Linked DNA regions of Mus musculus: region 1 is linked to region 2. A link is a loop called in an ENCODE intact Hi-C map of the cell type or tissue named here. Cell type or tissue: heart. All regions are shown on one strand.

Region 1 (8,000 bases), 560 kb after region 2:
GAAGAGACAGGTGAATTCCTATGAATTTGAGGCGTGGTCTATAGTCCAGGGCAGCCAAGCAAATAAATAAAATCAACACATAAATGGAAATGTATTGTGTGTGTGTGTGTGTGTGTGTGTGTGTGTGTGTGTGTGTGTGTGCCTAAGTGTACGTTCTTGCACCTTTTGTGTGCGCTAGCCTGGGGAGTCAGGAAAGGTATCAGACCCCCTGGAATTGGAGTCACAGACAGTGGTTGGCTATCATGTGGGTGCTGGGAATCAAACCTACTCTTCTGCAAGAACAACAAATGTTCTTAACTTCTGAGCTTCCCCTCCAGCGTGGGGGTGAGGGGTGGGAGATAGGGGGTGTGGTTGTTTTGTGACCTGTCATTTAGTACTTTGTCTAATTTCTGAGTTCTTTTTTCTTCCTCCATTCTCCCACATTTTCAACACCCTAAGACTAGATAGGAGATGAAAAACAGAATACTGGTTAGGGGTATTGAGTTCTTTGGGGCAAGTTTTATCTTTACCGTCAGGATATCTACTTTCTTCTTCTCCTCCTCCTCTTCCTCCCCTTCCTCCTCCCTCCTCCTCTTCTTCCTCCTCCTCATTCTTCACACAAGACTACTTAACAAACAGCAACCAACAGCAGACCAACAACAACAAACACACCTCTTGGGGCCTTAGCATCTGTCTGTCTGTCTATCTATCCATCCATCCATCTATCTATCTATTTATTTTTAGGATTTATTTGTTTTACACACACACACACACACACACTGTTGCTGTCTTCAGATCCCAGTACAGATGGTTTTTAGCCACCATGTGGTTGCTGGGAATTGAACTCAGGACCTCTGGAAGAGCAGTCAGTGCTCTTAACTGCTGAGCCAATTCTCCAGCCTGGCTTATATACACTCTGAAAAGTCCCCAGAATTCCAAGCGTCACACCATCACAGAACCTCTCTGCAGCTGGCAAAATCCCACCCCTGTTGGAGCACAAGTGGACAATCTGCGGCAGCCTCACATTAAACAAAAACATAGTCACAGAATAGTTCTGTGTTTTTTCAAAGAAACCAAAATCCTGTTTGAAAGCGGTTTGTAAACCAAGCACACGCAGTGGCGCACACCTTTAATCCCGCACTCGGGAGACAGAGGCAGGTGGGTCTCTATGAATTGGTGCTATCCTGTCTCAAAAGGACAAAAATGTAGGCTATTGATGCGGAATCTTAAAAAAAAAACAAAAACAAAACAAACAAACAAACAAACAAAAAACAAGAACAAACCAAGCAAACAAACAAAATTTCAATCTGGGTGGTGGTGGCACACACCTGAGATCTCTGTGAGTTCTTGAGGCCAGCCTGGTCTACAGAAAGGTGTCCAGCCGGGGAAACCCGAGACACTCTGTCTCAGAAACAAACAAACAAACAACAACAAAAATCCCTTTCGATTTTAATGTTGCATTTTAGTCCCTCAGAACTATTTTATATTTTGACATAGTTTATTCAGGATAGTTTAAACATTTCATGGTATTTTCTTTCCCTATATAAGATTCAGTAGGCTTTTTCCCCCCTCAATTTCTAGACAGATGGAGATTTTTTAAAAACATCTTTTTTCTTCAAAGTGTTGATGAGCCCCATGACGCAAGTCAGTGCACACCCACACACCGGGAGCTTCTGTTTCCCTTTCTCTCGTGTGAGGGCCTGTTGTTCGCCTGTCTGCTTGGGTTACCATTGGCAGGCTGATGTCAGCTGGGCAATCCTGTGGGGCACTTGCACCTTACCTGAGAAGCACTGAATCTGCCAGAATCCCACTGTGCTCAAGTCTGTTAGGTTTCAACCTAACTTCAGGAAGAAGGGAAAAAAAATATAACAGCTCAGAATATTCTAGGACTCCTACCCCTACCCCCATTTTGTTAGTATAGCAAAAGGAAATTAAGTTCTTGTCTTTGCAGTTATTTAAATAAAGAATTTTTTATCTAATTATTTTAACATTGAACTTTACTGTACTTGACGTTTTGATCAACTGCATCACAACTCGGGTCAACAAATAAAGGAAAGAAGATGAGGCATTTTCTAACCACCTTCAGCAACAGAAGGCTGGCCCTGGGCTGTAAACCAAACAGGCCGCAGAGTCAAACTGTCAGGTGTGTGTGCATGGTGGTGAGAGGGGTGGGAGACGCCGCACACTGCTTCCTGCCCTTACATACAGCAAGCAGTGTTAGGAATTCCTTTAAGCCTTCAGCAACTCAGGTAAAGCTGGATCCTTGGATTCACCACAGAAAGGAGTTTCAGGAAAAGCCAGTCTGGAACATGGGAAGTTTATTAAAGGTTGGAGAGATGGCTTGGTGGGTAATGAACTCGCTGCATAACATGAAGCCTGAGCCTGGATCCCCTGTAAAGCCAGAGACAGTAGGATATGTTTGTAATCCCGGAGCTCCTACAGTAAGGTGGGAGGCAGGCAGGAGATTCCTGGAAGCTCTTGGGCCAGCTAGCTTGGAATGCCCAGCAATGGACAAGAAACCTTGTCCCAAACAAGGTAAAAGATTAAGACTGACACCTGAGGTTGTCATCTGACCACCACACTTACCTCATAGGATTATGGCACCAGCATACACACATGAACATACACACAGAGAACATGCACACAGAGGGGCGGGAGGAAGAGAGAAGAGATTTAAAGACATTAATAACTTACATTTCTGCTGAAGCCTGAAGTTGCTCAACTCCACAAAGGAACGCCTAAACTCACTTAACTCTGTTTTCTTTAGCCATAGATAGGGCTTAGGTGCATTCTGGACTTATCTTCAAAGGATTGCTAAGGAGTTTAAATGAGATCCCAGGCTAGCTCCTGAGGGCAACCAGACAGGCTAACAAAGTCATAAGGCAAAAAAACTGTAGATGTGGAGACAGGAAAATAGGGTATCCTCACTGCAAACTAAGTCAGTAGCTCTGCTGTGAGCGCCTGGGAGAAGGGTGTCATGCTACCCAGAATCATACCTTCTAACTGGCTTGTTGTTCTTGAACATGCTTTCTTGAAGTGCTTCTACATAAAAGAAATTGTGTTAAAAAAGAAAAAAGAAAAAGAAAGAAAGAAAAAGAAAGGAAAAAAGAAATTGTTTTTACCTGCAACCTTCACAGCAAAGGTTAGTTGGGCTGGTAACCTTGATTCTCAAGTGGGAGGCTTCACCCAGACTCTAGAGTTTGGGGGTCTCCCTACCCTCTTCGTGTCCTTTCTTTCCCTGCCATTTTGCCTCACCTCAAAACGATTCACCAAAAAGGAACTTCTTTATGAGACCGAGTCCTAGAATCAAGTAATTAAAAAGAAGAAGAGGAGGAAGAAGAGGAGAAAATAAAGGCCTAACGTTAAAGTCATCATGCTTTAGTAGACAGACCAGCCGCCTTGCCAGTCACTTAGGTCTATGAGCCTCTATTTTATGGTCTCTGTATTTTAAAAAGAGATTGAAAACCACTAAAAGAATCTGGGCTTATTTATACTTTAGGCAGAACTGGAGAGCTAAGCCCTCATACTCTTAGTCTTTCTGAAAGAAACAAAAGGAACCAGAGGCCCAAGGACTAGATTCAGCTGGGGACGGTGGGCATGATGACTTGGCTGTCTGAATCTCATCCTGGGGGCAGAGTTCATCCCATTCTCAGCTCTGGTATGGGATTCCTAGGACAATTCTAATTCTTTAGGGTCCATTGCTTGTCCCTGTTTCAGCCGTTCTTTAATAGACTTTGGATTTTTCTTTATCATCTGGACACACAAAACTGTGCAACAAAATCTTACCCCGTCCCTTTTGAATACTTGCCTACTGATAAGAACCCCTGATGAGGTTTCTTTCCCTTTTTTGAGACAAGGTCTCACCATGCAGCCTTGGTTAGCTTTGAACTCATAAATCTTTCTACTTCCTCCTGGGGTAATGAAACTGGGGCAAACACCACCATGTCCCATCCCGCTGATGAGTGCTTCCTGTCAGGAGGGAGAGAAAGATGGAGAAAGGGAGGGAGGACAGGAGTCCCTGTCCATGGGCTAAATAATGTTACTTTCTTAATGCCCCTGTCTCTGCCACCTGAGTGCTGAGTGCTCCATTGTGTCTGGGTCTTAGTAGTATTCCCTCCCTCTCCCATCCCTCCTTCCCTCCCTCCTCCCCTATTTCTCCTCCTCCTTCTCATCTTTCAATTTCCTTTTTCCCCTCATCTTTCTCCTCCCCCTTCCTTCTCTTTCCTATTTTTGATTGTTGGTGTTTTTTGTTTGGTTTGGTTTGGTTTGGTTTTTCCCCAAACAGTATCTCACATGGTTCAGCCAGGCCTCAAACTCTAAATCTTTCTACTTCCTCCTGGGGTAATGAAACTGGGGCAAACACCACCATGTCCCATCCCGCTGATGAGTGCTTCCTGTCAGGAGGGAGAGAAAGATGGAGAAAGGGAGGGAGGACAGGAGTCCCTGTCCATGGGCTAAATAATGTTACTTTCTTAATGCAAGTGTAGCATATTCGTTTTTAAAGTGCAACAGTGACATCTAGTGGAGAAGATAGTTGAGTATGCTACCAAACAACATCAAAATTTTCTATTTGTCAATTAGGGAAAAAAATGTGACCCTTAATAAATTTGTTTTTCTTAAATACAAGAGTACTGGCTGGTTTTGTGTCAACTTGACACAGCTGGAGTTATCACAGAGAAAGGAGCTTCAGTTGAGGAAATGCCTCCACGAGATCCAGCTATAAGGCATTTTCTCATCTAGTGATCAAGGGGGGAAAGGCCCCTTGTGGGTGGGACCATCTCTGGGCTGGTAGTCTTGGGTTCTATAAGAGAGCAGGCTGAGCAAGCCAGGGGAAGCAAGCCAGTAAGTAACATCCCTCCATGGCCCCTGCATCAGCTCCTGCTTCCTGCCCTGTGTGAGTTCCAGTCCTGACTTCCTTCAGTGATGAACAGCAATGTAGACGTGTACGCTGGATAAATCTTTTCCTCCCCAACTGCTTCTTGGTCATGATGTTTGTGCAGGAATAGAAACCCTGATTAAGACAAACTGGTATAATAAGTGGCGTATTCCTGTGACAACCTGACCATGTTTTGGGGAGGACTGTGGAAGGACTTTGGAACTTTAAGCTAAAAGATCCATTTGGTTTTAAGAGCTCTGTGGGATGTTGTGTAGGAGCTTGGAAGATAATGTTGAGAACAGTGCAGAAGATCGAGGCCTGACTTGTGAAATTTCAAAGGGAAGATTAAAGACTCTTTTCAGGGCCATTGGTATTTTGATTGTGAAGATTCTGTGGTTCTGGTTAGCTGGGGCTGAAAAATCAGCTGTGATTAACAAAATACTAGAACTACTAAAGTGAAAAGTTTGCATTACTGGGACTATTGATGCTGGTTAGCTGGAGCTAAGAAATTAGCGGTGATTAAGAAGAGACCAGCATCATTGAGGTGAAATCTTCTGGGAAGTGTTTTCTGAGAGCACAGAGGCTGTGTTCCAGAGATGGCCAAGGTTGTACCTTGTGCTGTGGCTGGACTTGGTAATGTGTAAGTGTCACCCAGGTGGTACTGGTTTTGAAGGCCTGAAGGGTGTCATGCAGAGCAGCTGAGGCTCGGCACTGTGAGAGGCCATGGAAGGCCATTGGTGAAGGTGCAGCCTCAATTGCAACTGATGGCCCAGGACTGAAGGGGTCATGTAAAGGAGTTGAGACTTGGCACCATGAAGAGAGCCTATGAGAGGCTATTGTTGAAGCCAAGTTACAGTGGAAGACGCAGTGTTTTGGAGATTCCAGTACCATGAGATGACCACCAAGAACAGCAGCAACAGTGGAGTACAGGCATCTGGACCCTAAAAGACAAGCTGTGTGCTACAAAGGACAGGACTGGAGAAGTGACCCAAGCCCTTGGAGGAGCCCAAAAGATCATGAATTGAATCCCAGACATTGGACAGTTGGAGTTTAATTTTTGCTTTTGATTGTGACTGTGCCCTGATATTTTTCCCTCTTGAAGGAAGAAAGTATTTTAGTGGAGCCCACAGTTAAGAGACTTTGAATTTTAAAAGAGATTGGATATTTTAAGGAGATTGAAAATTTAAGAATATGTAAAGACTGTAGGACTTTTAAAGTTATTTAGATCTTGGGGCTGAATAAGTAACTAAGGGTTGAGGCTAACTAGTGATGTGTTTGTGTGTCAAGTTGACAAGGGGTCAATTGTACTGGCTGGTTTTCTGTCAACTTGACACAGGCTGGAGTTATCACAGAGAAAGCTTCAGTTGAGGAAATGCCTCCATGAGATCCAGCTGTAAGGCATTTTCCCAACTAGTGATCAAGGGTGGAGGACCCATTGTGGGTGGGACCATCTCTGGGCTGGTAGTCTTGGGTTCTATAAGAGAGCAGGCTGAGCAAGCCAGGGGAGGCAAGCCAGTAAAGAACATACCTCCATGGCCTCTGCATCAGCTCCTGCTTCCTGCCCTGTGTGAGTTCCATTCCTGACTTCCTTCAGTGATGAACAACAATGTGGAAATGTAAGCTGAATAAACCCTTTCCTCACCAACTGCTTCTCAGTCATGATGTTTGTGCAGGAGTAGAAACCCTGACTAAGACAACAAGCCAATGCTACAGAAGGAAAAGTATCTAAACTTACACTAGAAATGCTCCCAGCTACTGTATATGCCACAGATCTTGGGCTGTAGGTGGAGTTGTTCAGCCAGCTGCAAGGTGAAACCTGGCACCCACTTAGACAAGTGATAAAACTTGTTCTCTGTGTGGTGCATTTGGGGTGATTTATTATTATTTTTCATTGTGGAGGCAGGTCTTACACCATAGCTATATCTGATCTGGCACTTACTATATAGCCTTGAATTCATGGCACTTGTCCCTCAACCTCCAGAACTCTGGGATTACAGGTGTTTGCCATCAATATTGAGAAAGGGTTTTAATAGCGATCATTCACACAATGGATGGACTGTAATCAGACTTCCGAAACACTCTTAGCATAATACTAAAATAATATCTACTAGAGCACTGGGTTGAGTTCACAATGTGAGGAGATCACAGCAGAGTCCTAGGTAAATAGAAGCCAGAGGGAGAAGAGTCCAGTGCACTAATGTAGATCAAACAAATAAGCAAACCCACTGGAGTGAATGCTAAATGGTTCTTTGTTTTCTTTCAAGCTTAGTCTTGCTCAGAAGTCCATAGAAGAACGGCTGGTTCCAATATCTGAAAAAACCTGAATAGCTAAAGAAGACTCCTGTCCAGAAATGCTGGGGCTGGAACGCTCCCCCCCCCCAGAAGGGGGGGGGCTCATGCACCCTGGGCAAGCACATCACCAAAGGAGCCACACTCCAGCCCTGGTTTGTCATTCTTCAGACAGGGTCTCATGTAGCACCCGCTGTTCTCTTCCTCCTGATCTTCCTCCTGCTGAGTGCTGAGAGTACAGGAAGGCATTTCCTGTTAGAGAGGACGGACACAGAGAGAAACAGAGACAGACAGACAGACAGACAGACAGACAGAGATAGAAAAAGAGAAAAAGAGAAACAGAGACAGAAGATCCCAAGGCTAGAGAGCATTACTTTGGGCTGGAGAGATGGCTCAGCGGTTAAGAGCATTGACTGCTCTTCTAGAGTTCCTAAGTTCAATTCCCAGCAGCCACATGTCAGCTCACAACCATCTGTAATGGGATCTGGTGCCCTCTTCTCTTTTTTTCTAGTGTAACACTGAATAACACCTAGCATAGGTGTCCAGTCTGCAGCCCATTCATTAGCCATATACATCGCAGAATAACTATGAATTTGGCCCGACACATTTGTTAATGACAACACCATATTGCTATGTAGAAAGTTGAATGCCCCAACTGCAAAACATTGGTCACCCCAGATTGTACAGAGGGTGCTTCACTGAAACGTATGTTTTAAGAATTGTCCCTCAAGGCTAGAGAGATAGCTCAGCAGTTAAAAGCTCCTGTTGCTCCCATAAAGGACCCAGGTTGAATTCCAAGCACCTGTGTGGTAGCTCACAGCAATCCATAACTCCAGTTCCAGGAGATCAGAGACAT
Region 2 (8,000 bases):
TCAAGATGATTTTTATTCACCAAACAAGGTAAGAAGGGGCTTTTGTAAATGATAATTTTTTTAATATTTACAATTATATCATTTAAGGCAGTGGTTACTCAACCTTCCTAATGCTGAGACCCTTTAATATAGTTCCTCATGTTGTGGTAACCTCCAACCATAAAATTATTTCGTTGCTATTTCATAACCATAACTTTGCTGTTATGAATCGTAATATAAATATCTGATATGCAGGGTATCTGATAGTTGACCCCGTGAAAGGATTTTTTGACCCTAGAGGGGTTGCAACCCACAGGTTGAGAATCAATGTTTAAGGGCTTATTATTGGGTTATCCTAATACAAATTTTTAATTATAATATATATACACACACACATATCAGTATTAAACTCAGTACATGGTATCCATGGTAAAACATACTTAATAAAAACAGGTATAACTCAAATTGATTAAAGGCTTAGCCCAGTCCAGTGTGGGGCTGTATTCCTTTAATCTTATCACTCAGGTAGCAGAGGCAAGGGGATCTCTTAAGTTTAAGGCCAGCTTGTCTACATTGTGAGTTCTAGGCTAACCAAAGCTGCCTAATGAGATCCTGTCTCAAAAAACCCACTACCAACAAAAAAGGCTTAGCCAATACCCAAACATGAAGTCCTATAATGTAAGTTCCACTGTTATGCTGGTGGTAGCTGAAAAAAGGCAGCTGAGACTGAGCTGTTAAATGGCCCATCCAGGAGTAAATAGCTGATGGGTTGGGCTCAAGTGTAAGTCTGAAGTTAACCTGTGTGCTTAAGCACTGGGCTGTTGATACTGGTGTAACATCATTTCAGTGTCACATTGTCCCATCACAGATGGACATCACCAGTCAGAGTGTTTATTTCACATTTTCTGTTTTTGTGTTCTTTTGCATTTTTTGAATTTTGGTAGTATGGGAATTCAAATTCTGAGCTCTTGGAAAGATTAATTTTAGTCTAGTCTATGTTTAGACAGTTCTAGACTATTGCTTACTCGCTTGCTTGCTTGCTTGCTTGCTTGCTTGCTTATTTATTTATTTATTTATTTATTTATTTATAAATTTTGCCATAGAGTCTTACTGAGTTGCCCAGGCTGCCCTTGAACTCACTCTGTAGCCCAGGAGGACCTTGAACTTGTGATCTTCCTGCCTCAGCCTTCTGAGTAGCTAGAGCCATAGCCCAAGCCACCAGGCTTGGTACCCTGTATATTTAGTGGGTTGTTGGGTTTTTTTTTTTTTTTTTTGCTTTTAAAGGACCTTACATAAAATTGAGGTATCAAATCCCAGTTATATATATTTTATTTAACTGTTCAATCATTTAAATATTTTCTCTCTCTCTCTCTCTGTGTGTGTGTGTGTGTGTGTAGATTTTCAAGAAATCTATAGTCTGATAGAGAATTAAATGTAAAGCAAATAATTGATGTGTCTTGTGTTAGACCCTCCCTGGTGCTGTGACAGATGCCTAAGAAAACAAGGATGTGTTGTGCTTGCAGCCTCAGGCTTTAGTGCACTTGCAGCTGCCTGGCGCCCATGACTTTAACACTGGGAAGGCAGAGGTACCATGAAAGAAGGCGTAACAGGAAAGCTACGCACTTTGTAGTAGGCAGGCACTTTGTGGTATGCAGTGATGACCGGGACTAGATAAGCAGCCCTGGCATGAGCGGCTCTTCTTCCACTCTTCTTCCACCTTGGCCCCATCTCCCAGTGTCTCCCACCTCCAAGTAATTCAGGCACATGACATTGTGACTCTGTGAGTGGAGACTACACCGGTGAAGCCAGAGTCCTCGTGACCTAGTCACTTCCCCAGAGCCCATCAGCTGGCCACCAAGGCTGTAAGACTGTACACCTAAGCTTTCAGGGGATAGTGCATGTTCAAGCCCTAACACTTTGAGTTTTCTTGTCTGTTAAATGCTGCAATAATACACTCTCCTTCTGGGTATTAAAAGAGTTCAGTGGATTAGTGACATTAAAGTGTTTAGAGCAGAGCTTTGTCGTTAGTAAGATGGTGTCAAACATCAGGTGTACACAAAGTAGAAGACTTCTAGCAGGCCTGTTTTCAGAATTTTGAAACAGACTTTACAAATCTGAAAAATGAAGAGTCTTTCAGATGTTGCAGAGGAATATAAGGAGGGGTATTAAAATAATAAGGAGGGGAAATAGCATGGATCACGATTTGGTCCATAATATTTATGTATCACTGTTAAACTCAGTTCATGGTATCCATCGTAGAGCATACTAATAAAAACAAATATAACTAAGATTAATTAAAGGCTTAGCCCAGCCAGGTGTGGTAGCTAATGTTTATATTCCTAGCATTTTAGGTACAGAGACAGGAGAATCACTGTGAGTTTGGGTCCAGCCTGTACTATACTGCAGTACCAGGCCTGGACTACATATTAAAACTCTGTCTTAGAAAAAGAAAAAAGAAAGAAAGAAGTTGTCTTAGGGTTTTACTGCTGTGAACAGACACCATGACCATGGCAACTCTTTTAAGGACATTTTTTTGTTTGTTTTTTTGAGACAGGGTTTCTCTGTGTAACCCTGGCTGTCCTGGAACTCACTCTGTGGACCAGGCTGGCCTGGAACTCAGAAATCTGCCTGCCTCTGCTTCCCAAGTGCTGGGATTAAAGGCGTGCACCACCACTGCCCGGTATAAGGACAATATTTAATTGGGGCTGGCTTACAGGTTCAGAGGTTCTGTTCATTATCATCAAGGTGGGAACATGGCAGCATCCAGTCAGGCATGTTGTAGGAGGAGCTGAGAGTTCTGCATCTTCATCTGAAAGCTGCTAGCAGAATACTGACTTCCAGGCAGCTAGGATGAGGGTCTTAAAGCCCACACCCACAGTGACACACCTATTCCAACAAGGCCACCTAGTGCCACTTCCTAAGCCAAGCATATACAAACCGTCACAGAAGCAAAGGTGATATAAAATGATATAAAAATGATATAAAATGATCATTCAGACAACAGAGTAGATAAGATGGCTAGAAAGTGTGGCACAGTACAAAGATGAGGTTGGAGTGAAATCCTGCTAGAGGTGTTTTGTCTCTGATGTGACACCGTAGATTACACTCACCACATTATAAATGCTATCTTCCACCCAGTCTGCTCTGAGCTGTGAGTTGTTTAGCTTCTAAAGCACCATCTAAACACAGGCATTGAAGGAGTTAGAGAGACAAGAGTGTGGAGCAGAGACTGAAGGAATGACCAGCTGGAGACTGCCCCACCTGGGGATTCATCCCATATCTAATCACCAAATGCAATCACTTTTGTGGATGCCATCAAGTGCTTACTGACAGAAGCCTGTTATAGCTGTCTCCGGAGAGGCTCCACCAATGCCTGACAAATACAGCGGTGGATCCTCACAGCCTAACATTGGACTGAGCACAGGGTCCCCAATGAAGGAGCTAGATAAAGTACCCAAGGAGCTGAAGGGGTTTGCAGCCCCATAGGAGGAACAACAATATGAACTAACCAGTACCCCCCAGAGCTCCCAGGGACTAAACCATCAGTCAAGGAAGACACATGGTGGGACTCGTGTCTCTAGCTGTATATGTAGCAGAGGATGGCCTAGTCAGTCATCAATGGGAGGAGAGGCCCTTGGTCCTGTGAAGGCTGGATGCCCCAGGTAGGGAATGCAGGGCCAGGAAGCAGGAGTGGGTGGGTTGGTGAGCAGGGGGAGAGGGGAGGGGATAGGGGGTTTTCAGAGGGGAAACCAGGAAAAGGAACATTTGAAATGTAAATAAATACCTAATGAGGTGAGGCCTGCCTTGTGTTGTGTTTGTATTGATCAAACATCTTTAGGTAACAGAATTTACACCCCCAGAATGCATGTCATAGAACATGCTGGTGAGTAGACAGAGTGGATCAAAGAGTGAAACCTGAGAGAGGAAGCAGGGATGTCAGGAATGAAGGACTAGAGAAACTAGATTGTCAATATCCTGGCTCCCAGAATAAACTGCTTCAGGGGAACAGTGCACCGACGCTGCCCACCGTTTCTTCAAGTGCATCATCTCCCTTTGGTGCGCCTGCTCTTAAGTTCACTGACTTCTGCCTTGTTATGCTATCTAGTAACCATATTGCCTTTGAAATTCCTAGGATGCTTTTCAAAATTATACTTGTATTTACTTGTGAGTTAAAGATTTAGAACCAAAACGTTTCATTTACATTTTAAACATTAACAGTTTCATTATATACCTTTAAAAATATGAATATTTTGTTGGTTTGGTTTGCTTTTGGTTGTTTGATTGTCATTTTGTTTTTTAGTTTTTAAGATTTTTTATGTGTATGAGTGTTTTGTCTGCATGATGTGAGCTGTTATATGGGTGCTGGAAACTGAAGCCAGGTCCTCTGCCAGAGCAGTGAGTGCTCTTAAGCACTGAGACATCTCTCTAGGCCCCTGGTTTTGGTTTTCGGAGGAGGGTCTCTATAATTAACACTTTAAAATCATCCAGCTAAATGGCAGTAATTACATTCATATGCCTTGTATATGGGTGTGTGGCCTGAATGATGTCTGTGTTCCACCTGCATGCCTGGTGCGCACTAAGCCAAAAGAGGGCATCTGGTCCCCTGGAACTGGAGTCACAAACGATTGTGAGGCACCATATGGGTGCTGGGAATCAAAACCAGGTCTTCTAGAAGAACAGCAAATATTTTTAACCACTGAGCCCTTTGTCCAGCCCAGTTCTGTGTCTTTGTAAGTGTTGTCTTAGATGTTTCTTCTTTTGCTGGTTTTGGTTTTTTTCAGAGAGGGTTTTCTTTATCCCTGACTGTCCATGAGTGCTGGGACTAATGGCCCGGTTCTGATTTAGATATTTCATGAATGTGGTACCATACAATTTTGGGCCTTTTGTGTCTTTTCTTTTCTTTTTTCTTTTTTCTTTTTTTTTTACTTAGTATGTTTTCAAGAGTTCAAAGTTATAACCCATCCCAGAAGTTCCTTGTCCTTGGCAGGATGGCGTGCGTCATGTTTTTACAGCCTGCTTTGCTAACCCATTGTTTTTCTCTTCCTCTCTTTTTTTCTTTTATTATTTCTTTTTTGGGACAGGGTCTGTCTATGTAGCTCTGGCTGTTCTGGAACTCTCTATTTAGACCAGGCTGGCCTCAAATTCAAAGAGATTCACCTGCCTCAGCCTCCCAAGTGCTTGGATTAAAGGCTGCACCACAACACCTGACTCCATTCATCTTTGATGGGTATTTAGTTGTTCCCAGCTTTTAGCTACTGTAAATAATGGTATCGTGAACACCAGTGTACAGGCATCCTTTCCAGTTTCTGTGTTAGTTGCTTTCACTGTATGTTCAGTGTAAACGCAGAGCACTATTTTAGTCACTAGTCTCTATCCTCTTGTACCTAGAGTAGTCTGTACTGCTTAGGAGTCACCTGGTGGTGAACTAGTCTGAGCATCTCTGCGTTTCCTGCTGTTAGGCAGCAGGTTGGACACACAAAGCCTTGTTGATGAACCATAAAAGCAGTTAAATTCGAAGACTGATTTTTCCTGTTGTGTTTCATCAAGGCAGATTGCCAGGTTTAAACCTCTAGGGGAGAATTTGTTTTAACCTAAGATTGTTAGAAACCAAAAGGCCAACTAGATTGTATTTCATTTTGTTTGGGTTTGTTTTTGTTTTAACAGTGAATGCATAAAAATACAACCAGCTGACATCCAGCCCGATATATTCAGCTACTTGTTGCATATTATGTACACAGGAAAAGGGCCAAAACAGATTGTGGATCATAGTCGTTTGGAGGAAGGGATCCGATTTCTTCACGCTGACTACCTTTCTCACATTGCAACTGAAATGAATCAAGTGTTCTCACCAGAGACTGTGCAGACATCTAATTTGTATGGTATTCAGATTTCAACAACCCAGAAAACAGCTGTCAAACAAGGGCTGGAGATCAAAGAAACTCCTCCCAGTAGCAGTGGAAACAGAGCTGCTGTCCCAGGTGACCACCCCCAGCTGCAGCTCTCTCTGGCAATTGGGCTAGATGATGGCAGCGGTGCGGAGCAGCAGAGGACCCATCCTGCTGCCCAGGCCGTGGAGGAGCACCAGAAGCCCCCAGTGTCCATCAAGCAGGAGAGATGTGATCCAGAGTCTGTGATCTCCCAAAGCCACTCCTCATCCTCATCAGAGGTGACTGGCCCCTCTTTTACAGAAAACAGTATCAAAGTCCACTTATGCCATTACTGTGGGGAGCGCTTTGAATCCCGAAGTAACCTGAGACAACACCTCCATACCCACGTGTCCAGATCTCTCCCGTTCGGTGTCCCTGCTTCCATTTTGGAAAGTAATGACCTTGGTGAAGTGCATCCACTTAGTGACAGCAGTGAGGCTCTTGAATGCCGGAGGCTCAGCTCCTTCATTGTCAAGGAGAATGAGCAGCAGCAGCCATCACCTGAGCACTCGAGCCGAGGCACCTCAGAGCCTTTGCAGATTAGTCAAGTATCTTTGATCTCCAAAGACACAGAGCCAGTAGAATTAAACTGTAATTTTTCTTTTTCAAGGAAAAGAAAAATCAGTTGTACCATCTGTGGTCATAAATTTCTTCGAAAGAGCCAGTTACTGGAACACATGTATACACACAAAGGTAAATCCTACAGATATAACCGTTGCCAAAGGTTTGGAAACTCATTGGCCCAGAGGTTTCAGCAGTATTGTGACAGCTGGCCCGATGTCCCCTTAAAAAGCTCTCGCTTGTCACAAGAACATTTAGACTTGCCTTGTGCCTTAGAGTCAGAGCTCACACAAGCGGGTGTGGACACCATCCTCGTTGAGTAGCAGCTTCTCGGGCAGAACTTTTATACTGATCTTGGAGGAGATTTACACGCCATTTCTAATCATAAATTAGTTAGTTAGCTCCTCATGGTCTTTTGACTTAAAATATTATCTGTTGTGTGTTTTGAGGTTGAACAAACCAGTTCTCATTATAAGACATGGCTATTAAACATAACTTTCAAATTATCCTATGAGCTTTTCTATACATTAAATCATAATTTGAAAATCAGAAGTTAATGTAGAAACTTTAAGAGTGAGTGATTATTTATAAAATCTCTTGTTTTTCCAGGTTGCAGAATCAGTAAAATGAACTTGACTATGAAGCAGATGAGATCTGTTTTAGAGAATATTTTAGAGACTGGGATTGAAGCTCATCTGTAGAGTACTTGCCTAGTGTGTGTGAGGCCCTAGGTTCAGTGTCCAGCATACACTCACATGCACACACACAGATACACTTCTAAACTGTCACTTGTCTTAGGTTTCATGTGAATTATGCTCTTAGGAAAATGATTTTTTAAATATTTTCAGCCATATAGGAAATCAATCATTTTAATGTATAAATATATGTATGTGTATATATATATATATATATATATATATATATATATATATATATACATATATATATATATACACACACACACACACATATATATATATGAAGTAAGTAGTTACTTTAATGTATAACTATATATTATAATGTATAAAAAGTTTGTTTTGTTTTAAGACATGGCTATACCAAATCACAAGTAGTTTTAACTGTACTTACTAGCATTCCAACCTCTTATATGGCCTTTTATTTATTAGCCATCAAGTATACCTCATTTTTAATAAATATTTTAGCTAAAAGGAAGGACTGGAGAAGTCAGTAGTGAAGAAGGCTTGAGCAGAGAAACAGTGCATTCACGTAAGTGGTCATACAGGTCTGTGTGAGCCAACCTTGTGCGGATAGGCAGATCTCCAGTGTGCTCTTGGACACCTTCAGGTGTTTATAGCAAGAGGATCACCTAAGTTTGAAGAGGAAAATGGTAAGATACGTATCATCTCCCTGACTTAATGTTGCAGACTTATTAAGGCTGCCTGGGTTGATGATAGTTTTTTTTTCTAAAAGTCACTCATAAGGGTGATTTGACAATGGTGTAGCTTTCGCTTTTCTGTTAGTAAAAGCAGTGGAGTGGATGCACTGAGCATTCCAGACCTACTTAAAACCCAT

The links. Hi-C counts contacts between places; a loop is a spot of excess contacts. Peaks named below come from ENCODE experiments on the same cell type or tissue, not always from the same donor. Only the 100,000 strongest peaks of a DNase experiment are listed, where the experiment ranks them.
Region 1: it touches region 2 in a loop (6-fold over the local background); 7 of 42 quality-filtered maps call a loop at or near these places.

What each region holds. Positions count from the first base shown.
Region 1 is chr12:75,783,349-75,791,348 of GRCm38, reverse strand. All of the region lies in intron 2 of Gm40447, which reads left to right. Among named protein-coding and RNA genes, the nearest start is that of Syne2, 31 kb to the left of the region's middle. In heart, a CTCF peak has its summit at 4,525 (motif pointing left); no DNase peak of the experiment used is centred here.
Region 2 is chr12:76,347,917-76,355,916 of GRCm38, reverse strand. Zbtb25 (zinc finger and BTB domain containing 25) reads left to right here. Exons shown (of 3, transcript NM_028356.2): 2 at 1-28; 3 at 5,644-7,017. The coding sequence ends at 6,790. Among named protein-coding and RNA genes, the nearest start is that of Zbtb25, 18 kb to the left of the region's middle. In heart, no CTCF peak of the experiment used is centred here; no DNase peak of the experiment used is centred here.